Regions from separate parts of the Homo sapiens genome. Here regions 1 and 3 are each linked to region 2. A link is a contact called in ENCODE Hi-C or POLR2A ChIA-PET data. All regions are on one chromosome and are shown on one strand. The core of a region is the stretch at or near the end of the contact, and the rest is flanking DNA. Distances in the headings are between cores, read along the strand shown. Region 1 holds the start of PGAP3 (post-GPI attachment to proteins phospholipase 3). Region 2 overlaps LRRC3C (leucine rich repeat containing 3C). Region 3 has its middle 16 kb from the start of GRB7.

The links. Hi-C counts contacts between places; a loop is a spot of excess contacts on that map. ChIA-PET counts read pairs that join two places held with the same protein, here RNA polymerase II (POLR2A). Pooled maps may share reads with other maps.
Region 1: a loop to region 2 is called in a pooled map, with 2.7 times the contacts of the local background. The contact joins the promoter of PGAP3 here to the enhancer-like site in region 2. A Hi-C loop is called at or near these places in 3 of 168 maps with a recorded cell type or tissue (B cell, CD8-positive, alpha-beta T cell and Calu3), 1 of 37 single-sample maps with no recorded cell type and 10 of 50 pooled maps. POLR2A ChIA-PET finds 5 or more read pairs at or near these places in 7 of 52 experiments (AG04450, GM12878, HepG2 and 4 more).
Region 3: a pooled map shows a loop between it and region 2 (4-fold over the local background). The contact joins two enhancer-like sites. A Hi-C loop is called at or near these places in 12 of 168 maps with a recorded cell type or tissue (B cell, CD4-positive, alpha-beta memory T cell, CD8-positive, alpha-beta T cell and 9 more), 30 of 37 single-sample maps with no recorded cell type and 16 of 50 pooled maps. POLR2A ChIA-PET finds 5 or more read pairs at or near these places in 8 of 52 experiments (Caco-2, GM12878, OCI-LY7 and 4 more).

Annotation. Positions count from the first base shown.
Region 1 is chr17:39,686,367-39,689,670 of GRCh38, reverse strand. PGAP3 (post-GPI attachment to proteins phospholipase 3) reads left to right here and starts at 1,614. Exons shown (of 8, transcript NM_033419.5): 1 at 1,614-1,837. The coding sequence starts at 1,657. It also overlaps a transcript of ERBB2 not described here. RefSeq lists a silencer at 241-535 and enhancers at 1-775, 1,486-1,595.
Region 2 is chr17:39,937,790-39,941,090 of GRCh38, reverse strand. All of the region lies in intron 2 of LRRC3C (leucine rich repeat containing 3C), which reads right to left. Among named protein-coding and RNA genes, the nearest start is that of LRRC3C, 12 kb to the right of the region's middle. RefSeq lists enhancers at 2,585-2,634, 2,645-2,764. Within about 2 kb of position 1,375, at least 9 of the 41 ENCODE cell types and tissues checked have a DNase peak (open chromatin) inside an H3K27ac peak, as active enhancers do; they include B cell, GM12878, OCI-LY7 and 1 more, where a contact is called at or near this core.
Region 3 is chr17:39,752,058-39,755,585 of GRCh38, reverse strand. No RefSeq gene overlaps it. Among named protein-coding and RNA genes, the nearest start is that of GRB7, 16 kb to the right of the region's middle. RefSeq lists an enhancer at 26-75 and silencers at 566-1,295, 1,436-1,485, 1,526-1,665. Within about 2 kb of position 1,290, at least 35 of the 41 ENCODE cell types and tissues checked have a DNase peak (open chromatin) inside an H3K27ac peak, as active enhancers do; they include B cell, GM12878, OCI-LY7 and 1 more, where a contact is called at or near this core.

The DNA of each region.
Region 1 (3,304 bases), core at 365-2,864, 250 kb after region 2:
GCCTCCCAAAGTGCTGGGATTACAGGCGTGAGCCACCACCCCCAGCCTTACTTAGGAATTTTCTAAAGGGGAGACTCCCTATTTTGTCAGGATTTCATCCTCTTTAATCCTAAATGTCCATCTTTATATGAGGATCCTCATAAAAAGACTCATCCCAGAGTCACAGAAAGGACAAAATGAAATGAAAAAAGAAAAAAAAACAGTATTGTAAAAGAACTAATCTGTAAGATGCAAAGTAGTATTAGCACTGGATTTCCGGTCAGCTCCTGGAGGGCTAAGGGGTTGTTTTGTTCATTTCAGCTTCTCAGTCAGTATCAGTTGGGTGGTCAACTCCAGGGGACACTATTCATGTTATATTTAACTGGAAGAATTTGCCATTCACAGAAAAGGCAATGTGAATGCTGCTCCCCAGAGCACCATTCACAGAAAATGCAATGTGAATGGTGCCTCCTGGAGATTTTGCCTTGCTTAGCAAGGTGCTAGAGCTAAGGACTCAGAAATGTTTGTTAAGTGAGTGAATGGAATCCCAGGCTACTTCTTACTCATTCCAACCCCCAGGACGAAAAAGAAAAGTTGACAAGGGGTGAGGAGAGTGGGGGAGGAGAAAGGGTGATCCTTAGCTACAAGGCTTCTATGAGATTGGGTGTGGGTCGGTGCTGATGGGAGTGCAGGGGAGGTGAGCAGGGAGAGGATACTAAAGCAAGCGTCCTGTTCCCAGGGTTCCTAATTTTCCTAGAAATATTACTTCTCTCCGATCTCAGTGCAGAACCATACTGATGATTTTACAGCCCTGGATTTGTCAAGTTCTTATGTTGATGTATGCTGTTCATTCATTAAACAGAAGAACAAACAAACGCAGTTAGCGCCTACCATAAGCCAAATTCTGTGCTGGAGGTAGAGTGGTGAACAGGACAGCAAAGGTTCTACCCCGCATGGGGAAGCAATCACCCTCGGGAGGTGGTACTTCAATTGCGACTAGAAGAAAAAAGAAGAGTGAGTGATTCAGACCAGGCCAGGCAGTCAGGAAGCTTGAGGGACATAGCCCTCTGAAGCGGGTCTGGAGCAAGGGAGTGAGGGAGACCAGTGGACAGGGGCCAAATCAGGCAGGGTTTGTGGAGACTGTATTTTACCCAAGGTAATTGGGAGCCAGTAAATAATTTTAAGAAAAAAAAAGTGATATGGGCAAATTTTAATTTTTCAAAATGGAGCGCAGGTTGGAAGAGGCAAAAGTAGAGGCAGGGAGAGCCATTAAGAAGCTACTGCGGCTGTCTTGGCGACACATGATGGTGTCTTTAACCAGGGTGGTGCCAGAAGAGATGGAGAGAAGTGGATAGTTACAGGTACGTTTAGGAAGTAAAATCCGACAGGGGTGGTGACAGTAAACAGCCCTACCTCAAAAAAGATCATGGAAAACACTTCAGTTTGCTCATTAACCCATCAGGCGTCCGCCTTCCCTTAACCCTATCGCCTCGATATATGGACACAGCAGGGGGACGAGGGGCGGGGCAGGCGCCCACAAAAATCCGGGAACTTTAATTTAAACTGTGTGGACTTCAGCGGAGAGTAGAATAAAGAACACAGGAACTTCCGGTTACTCCGGAAGTGGAAGCTTCATACTCCTAAGCTCCTCCCCCGGCGGCGAGCCAGGGAGAAAGGATGGCCGGCCTGGCGGCGCGGTTGGTCCTGCTAGCTGGGGCAGCGGCGCTGGCGAGCGGCTCCCAGGGCGACCGTGAGCCGGTGTACCGCGACTGCGTACTGCAGTGCGAAGAGCAGAACTGCTCTGGGGGCGCTCTGAATCACTTCCGCTCCCGCCAGCCAATCTACATGAGTCTAGCAGGTAAGCCCCACCCCCACGGTAAGCCCCGCCCATTTGTCTTGCTCCCGCCCCCTGCGCCCCCAATACGCCTCTGCAATCCCTGAACCTTAGTTTCCCCACGAGGTCTCTTATGAATGTGAGTGAAGCCCCTAAGGTGATGAGAGCCTTACCAGCCTCTCTTACTTTCCCAGAAGCTTTCATTTACTTATTTGTTCAGTCAAAAGGGTATTTATTAAATACATTCGGGCCACAATGTCTAGGAATGGCACAGAAATCAGACCAGGGTCCCGCCCATTGGGACTCACAGTCCCCACGGGGACATGAGCCTTTTCAAGTGCAAGGCAGAGAATGATTTGAGCCCCTGAAAGACTCTTTGATTAGGAAGCATTTGGGATAGGAAGGTGTCAGTTCCGGCTTTGAAGACGTGGGGGCAGGGATCATCTTGGAACGTTTTGTTTGAAGGAGGGACTTTGGACTGGTACATTCGATTTGGACCATAGTGGGCAAAGAACCAACGTATTGAGCACTCACTGTGTGACAGGTGTCACAATATGTCAAGTAATTTTTATCACACCCTTTGAGATAGTTTCTCTAATCCCAGTTTTACAGATGGGGATTAGAGAGATTAAATGCCCTGCCCAAGGTCACACAGCCAGTATGTAGTAAAGTGGAGTTTCCAGTTCTGGCCTGTTTGACCACAAGCTTGTCCTCTTTACTATTATACCACTTTGCATTCCAGACAGAGGGAACAGAGAGAATGGATGCCCTGGGCAGATGTGGGCACATCCAGGAGCTTTATTTACTCAGGGAGCAGGGTACATGAACAGGAGTAGTGACCAATACGGTTGGAAAGGCAATTTGGAGCCTCAAAAGTCAGGTTGAAGAATTTGGGCTTCATTTTCATAGGAAGGGAGTAAGATAGCAAGAACTCCTTCCAGGAGAGTAAGAGCAAATCCTATATTCAGGAAGGACAAATATAAACCCAGGTTTCCATAGATGAGTTCATCAGATGCCAACATCTTGATGGACTTGAGCAAAAGGAGAGGAAATGTCTGCCAAGGTAGAAAGATCATCTGAGCCCTGGAGTTCAAGACTAGCCTAGGCAACATGACAAGATGCCTTCTCTACAAAAAATAAAAGAATTAGCCAGACATTGTGGTCTCGCTACTTGGGAGGCTGAGGTGGGAGGATCGTTTGAGCCCAGGAGGTCAAGGCTGTGGTGAGCCATGCTCTCCCCACTGCACTCCAGCCTGGATGAAAGAGCGAGACCCTGTCTCAAAAAAAAAAAAAAAAAAAAAATGCCGGGTGCGGTGGCTCGTGCCTGCAATCCCCGCACTTTAGGTGGCAGAGGCAGGCAGATAACCTGAGGTTGGGAGTTCAAGACCACCCTGACCAACATGGAGAAACCCCATCTCTACTAAAAATACAAAATTAGTTGGGTGTGGTGGTGCATGCCTGTAATCCCAGCTACTCGGGAGCCTGAGGCAG
Region 2 (3,301 bases), core at 126-2,625:
GATGTGAGCCACCACACCCAGGTGAAAACTTAAGAATTTCAAGGCCTTGCCAGGTATGGTGGCTCACGCCTGTAATCCTAGCTCTTCGGGAGGCCGAGGTGGGTGGATCACTTGAGGCCAGGAATTTGAGACCAGCCTGGCCAATGTGGCGAAACACCATCTCTACTAAAAATACAAAAAATTAACTGGGCTGAGGTGGCACACACCTGTAATCCCAGCTATTTGGGAGGCTGAGGCACGAGAATCACTTGAACCCAGGAAGCAGAGGTTTCACCGAGCCTGGGTCGTGCCACTTGACTCCAGCCTAGGTGACGCATTAAGACCCTGTCTCAAAAAAAAGAATTTCAAGGCTGGGTGCAGTGGCTCATGCCTATAATCTCAGCACTTTCGGAGGCCAAGGACCAAGGAGCCTCATGAGTTTGAGACTGGCCTGTGCAACATAGTGAAACCTCGTCTCTCCAGAAAAAAAAAAAAAATTGTCCAAATGCACTTTCTACAAAAAGAAAAATAAATTAGCAGACCATGGTGGTGCATACTTTAGTCCTAGCTACTCGGGAGGCTGAGGTAGGAGGATGGCTTGAGCCTGGGAAGTGGAGGCTGCAGTGAGCTGTGATTGCACCACTGCACTCTAGCCTGGGTGACAGAGTGCGACTCTGTCTCTAAAAAATAAAAATAAAAAAGAATTTTAAGATGACGACAGCAGCAGAGTGTAAAACCAAGTGCAGAGCTCTTGTGAGCACAGGGCATGAGGTCTTGTGGGACCTCGTCAGCCGCATGCCTGTGAGGCTGGCCCTGTAGGTTACCTTTGAACAAGCAGTTTCAGAAGCATGATGGGGACCAGACCAGATGGTAGGATGCCAGATGATATCATCTCTGAGGATGTACTCACCACAGACTTATTCCTGTGATGTCAACAGGGGAATTTTGCAGACTCACATTTGTCTAAGGAATCAGATAACTTTCTACACTTAGGCAGGAGAAGCAACAAGCAAACCTTTTCTCTGAGGGCCGGACACTCTGCTGCTGGCTACTTGGTGTCCATTTCGGGACTGTAGCTGAATGTGGGACAGAAAGCTGAGCAATCCTCCCTTTCCCCCTGTTCCTCTCTCACACTGGGCAGGGGCTTTAACTGAGGCACAAGAATTGAGCCTGGCTGTTGATGGAGGGTTATTTCCTTCTAAGACTAGGGCAGCTTCCAGGAAAAGAGTGGAACTAGGGTGTCCAGCACAGCAGCTGTGGGAGAAGCAGGAGCCCAGCTGGAGCTGCAGATGTGGTTAATTAAGGGAGTCTGAGTGCAAACTCGGTGAAGGAGGGAGATCTGGGGGGAAGGAGGAACCACACTTAGGACAGTGCACACTGCCCACTAGGGGCTGCAGAATTGGAGCAGAAATTCTCTGCCATCCATTTATTTGTTTATTCATTCAGTGAGGATTTCCTGTGAGCCTTATGTGCTAGTTGAAGGGGACATAGACAGGGTTCTTAAGGTGCTGGGTCTATGGCAGGGTTCTCAAAACACCCTGCACATTCAAATCACTTGGGGAGCTTTTACAGATTAGTTATGCTGGGGCTTCATCTGGACCAATTACATTAAAATCTCTGTGCATGGGGTCTAGGCACTGGTTTCTTTCGAAAGCTCCTCAGGTATGTCTAACGAGCAGCCTGAGTTGAGAATTGATGGTCTGGAGGGAGGCACAGACATGTCTCCACAATGCTTTGATGTGCTGCCTGCATTAATTGATGTTTGTACAGGGAGCTGTGAAGCACAGAGAGAGAATAAGTATTAATAACATGGCAGAATCATCCCTTCCCTCCTACTACCAGATTAACACACATGGCTTTGGGAGTGGCAATGCACTCAGTCCTTGATGATTCAACCTGATTGATCTCAGCCCATCAGAAATCCTGTTGCCTACTTCTTCAATCTCCTTTGCAGCTGAGGGTGGCCCAATTCTGGTCAATGACATCTAAGCAGAAGTCCGCAGAATAGGTTTGTGGGACAGTCTTTGATTTGCTGGTAAGAGAGGATAGGGCTGGGCTCTGCTCCTCTCCCTACCTTTTTTTTTTTTTTTTTCTTTGAGATGGAGTCTCTCTCTGGAGTGCAGAGTCTGGAGTCTCTCTCTGAGTGCACCCAGGCTGGAGTGCAATTGCATGATCTCGCTTCACTACAACCTTCACTTCCCAGATTCAAGTGATTCTCCTGCCTCAGCCTCCTGAGTAGCTGGGATTACAGGCCTGCATCACCACACCCAGGTAATTTTTGTATTTTTAGCAGAGATGAGGTTTCGCCATGTTGGCCAGGCTGGTCTTGAACGCCTGACCTCAGGTGATCCACCTTCCTTGGCCTCTGAAAGTGCTGGGATTACAGGTGTGAGCCAGTGCACCAGCCTTTTTTTTTGAGAGAGGGTCTCACTGTGTTGCCCGGGCTGGAATGCAAACACAGCTCACTGCAGCCTTGACCCCCTACCAAACTCAAGCAATCTTCCTGCCTCAGCCTTCTATGTAGCTGGGACCACAGACATGTGCCACCACAACCAGCCAATTTTTTTTTTTTTTTTTGTAGAGATGAGGGTCTCACTTTGTTGCCTAGGCTGGTCTCAAACTCCTAAGGCTCCTGCCTTGGCCCCCTGCAAAAAGTGCTGGGGATTACATGCGTGAGCCACCGTGCCTGGCCCCTACTTTGAACATGAAAGGGTCAACTCAGGCCATCTCGTGGCCATGAGACAACAAAGCATAAAGGGAGGGTTGAGTATTACTGAGATGTTGGCCTGGAAATCGCTGAGCTACTCAACCAACACCAGCAACTGCCACCTCTAGACTCAATACGTGAGAAAGAAAACCCCCTAACTTCAGTGCTTCTCAACTTGGCTGCACACTGGTATATAGGCAGTTTTGAAAACTGCTGATGCCTGGGTACACCCATGTGGCATGTGTCTGGTAATGGAGATTTTTTTTTCTTGTTGAGACAGAGTCTCACTCTGTCGCCCAGGCTGGAGTGCAGTGGCACCATCTCGGCTCACAGTAGCCTCTGCCTCCTGGGTTCAAGAGATTCTCCTGCCTCAGCCTCCCAAGAAGCTGGGATTACAGGCACACGCCACTATGCCCAGCTAATTTTTGTATTTTTAGTAGAGACGGGTTTTCTCCATGTTGGCCAGGCCAGTCTCGAACTCTTGACCTCAGGTGATCCACTTGCCTCAGCCTCCCAAAGTGCTGGGATCACAGGAGTGAGCCACCGTGCCTGGCCAGGTGATGGGAATTTTCAAAAGCTCCTCAGGTGATTCTAATGGCAACCTAGGGTAAGAAT
Region 3 (3,528 bases), core at 41-2,540, 190 kb after region 2:
GTGTGTGTGTGTTTGTGTGTGTTGAGGGAAAGCAGGCTGAGTCAGTGAATCCAGCAAAGCTCTGAAGTCCCAAGCAAAAGACAGTCGCAGACTCCCGCAACTATTTGGAGTCCTGGTTCCAATCCCAGCCCTCTCCCTCTCGGGATGAGCCCAGACACTTGACTTCCCCTTCTGGGCGTTGATTTTCCCCAGAGTCAGGGATCTCTGAAGGGCCTTCCAGCTGGTACTCCTAAGACAGGCCTCAACCTCACTGCACCAGCCGGGCTCCAGGTCTTCCCTCTCTCTCCTCTCCTCACTGGACGCTGGAGCTAGAGTAATAGTGGCCGGGCCCTGACTCTCTCAAGATGTCATTTTCCTAACTGTTCTATCAAATTCCAATCCTGGACCCCAGGGGTAGGGGACAGGATCCCCTCACCTGTGGAATTATAGGAGGCTCGGAATAACGCGCGCTGAGGCTGGGTCTGAACCCCCGGCCCCCGCCCTTTCTCAGGTTCTCCTCTTAATTCTGCGTGGACCCAGACCCCAGATTCCCGGCTAGGGTGCCTGGGAGAGGAAAGGGAGGCCGGCGGAGAGGGGGCAGGGGTGCGGCGCGCGGTGGGAGTGAGGGGGGTGTGAGGGGAGGGGCAGCTGCACTTCTGAGAAACAGCTCGGCGTCTCAGCAGCCCGCAGCCTAACCCCCTGCCTGCGGCTTCACAGCTCCCTCCTCCCGCCGCCCACGCCGCTCGGGGCCTCTCCGGGGGTCGGCAGCCCCGGCGGAGACGGTGTCTGCTGGGGAGGAGCGGCAGCTCGGGGGACAGCAAAGTGGAACCCATGGGGGGTGGGAGTGGACATGGAGGAAAGCGTGGGTCGCGTGACACCCCAGGAGTGAAAGGCCTCCCCTCATCGGGGTCCCGAGCGCCGGATCTCGGCGTGCCCGCGTGTTCCCCCGCTGCCCCCGCGCTGTCCTATCACAGCCCGAGCAGGATCCAGAAGTGAAACTGCCCGGGTCACAGCCCAGCGCCGCTGCTGCACCCCGCCCCGCCCTTCCGGGCACTGCCGCTGCGCAGGATCTCCCGGCGCTCGGGCGCCTGCGGGGAGGAAACGGGGGAGGGGCAGGGGAAGTGCCCCCGCGGGCATCTGCAGCGCGCGGCCGCTCTCCTCCGGGGTGCCCGCGCGTAACCGGGGTGGGAACCTCGAGAGACAGGAGCCCCGGAGGCCTGGCCGCGGCGACCGCACTTCCCGCGACGGCCGCTGGGTGTCACTGCAGCCGCGCGGCTGAATCGGCTCGGCGCCTGCGGGAGTGGGGGACGGTGGGACGCCGGGACTAGGCCGTCGCGCTGCACGCCAGTCTCGCCTGCCCGCGCCTGGAGGCTCCGCGACGCTGGGATGCGGCGCCCACACCTTCCTCCACCCGCCTGGCCAAGGAAGCACCTCCCGCCTCGCCCACAGACTCGCAGCGAGGCCCGGACTAAGCAACGCCCCGGGGCGACCGGCTCGTTGCTGCGGCGCCACGCAAGCCACGAAACCGATGGCGCGTCCCCTCGTGGGGCCGAGTTCAAAGAGCCGCGACCCCGACGCGCGCCCCCTGGCGAAGCCGGCGGCCTTCCCTCCGCAGAGGCACGAGGGGCCGCCACGACGGAGGGTGGCTCGGTGGAGCCTGGCGCCCGTCGGCCCCGGCGCGCGCATGCGACTTGGGTGGTGGCGGAAGGGCGGGCGGCGGGGCAGATCGCCTCAGGCACCGGCCCAGAACGGCTGAGAGACGGGTCCCCCGTGTATCCTCCCCTACCCCAACCTGGCCTGACAAGTGTGGGATCCAGCCTTACCCAGCCACCCCCTGGCCCCAACACTAAGTTCCTCCAGTAGATGTGTGGGGCAGGGTGCCTCAGCCTGGGAGGAAGGAACCCTCCCTTGGGAGGCCAAAGCGGGAGGATCACTTGAGGTCAGGAGTTTGAGATCAGTCTGGCCAACATGGCAAAACCCCGTCTACTAAAAATACAAAAATTAGCTGGGCGTGGTGGCGCACGCCTGTAATCCCAAACTACTCAAGAGGCTGAGGCAGGAAAATCGCTTGAACCCAGGGGGTGGAGGTTGCAGTGAGCTGAGATCAGCCACTGCACTCCAGCCTGGGCAACAGAGTGAGACTGTAAAAAAAAAAAAAGAGAGAGCGAGAGAGAGATCCCTGGAATCTTTTGGGAAATTGGGGTAGTGCCAGTAGGAATGCCCTGGAGGACAGGACTCAGGGCATGGGAGTTGGGCAGGTGAATGCGGATGACCGTGCCTGTTGGTCACAGCTGTGTGAGGGTGCGGGTGGCCCGTTCCATCCCTGCTTACAGCTTCCCCTCCAACTCCAAGGTCACAGGGCCCAGTTCCACTACCCAGACCCTAAGGAGATCCACGTGGTTGTCCTGAGGGGGTGGTTTCTGCCTTCCAATCTCCCTCAGTCTGCCCCAAACCACCCTAAAATAAACCTAATCCAAGTAAGAACAAAGTGCTTACAACAAAAATGCAGCTCCAGGCCCGGCGCGGTGGCTCACACCTGTAATCCCAGCACTTTGGGAGGCTGAGGCGGGCGGATCACATGAAGTCGGGAGTTCGAGACGAGCTTCACCAACGTGGATAAACCCCATCTCTACTAAAAATACAAAATTGCTGGGCGTGGTGGTGCATGTCTGTAATCCCAGCTACTTGGGAGGCTGAGGCAGGAGAATTGCTTGAACCCAGGAGGTGGAGGTTGCGGTAAACCGAGATCACACCATTGCACTCCAGCCTGGGCCACAGAGCGAAACTTGTCTCAAAAAAAACACAAAAACAAAAAAAGCGAAACAAAAAAAACTCCAGCTAAACAGCCCCCCCAGGTGCCCATCAAAGAAAAACTTGCCCCTTCCTTGGGGTAGATGCAGCCGTGTGAGAGGGTGTCAGATGACATCATAACTCAACCCACATGGGATTGAATTTCAGGCCTCATCCCCATTTCCCCACACCGCCCCTTCTTGTATGGTGAACTTCGAGAACGCTTGTGGAGCAGCCTCAGCCCGCCCTCCCCACACCCCAGGATCGCCCACACCCCCAGGCTCTGGAGTCCAGTCTGCAACATCCAACTCCCCCAGGATCTAACTCCTTCTTTTCTCTCCTCCCCCAACTCAACTGAGAGCTCAGAGTCGTTTGTCCTAATTGCCACTGCATACTCCCCCTCAAGTCCCAAAGCTGAGGTTCTGCCAACAGCACAGGACAGGAAAGCAGTCTGCAGACGCCCCACCACTGTGCGAGTTGGACCAAGCCCTGACCTCTCTGGGCCCTCTTTCTATCTGTTGGACCAGATCAGTACTTCACTGGTTCAAGCCTTTTTCCTGAATATACCATAAGGCTCAAGTTCCAGATAGAAAGGCAATGCATCCCCCATCACCACCCCAACCTGCCCCTCAAGCCCCTGCCAGAACCCTTGGGCTCTGGGAAGGAGTTAGAAAACTGCTTATGTGGATAGTTTGGAAGAAAGAATCCTTCCAAGTGGCTTTGGGCTCCCCTGTCTGTGTCCTGTCCTTCCTCTCTTCA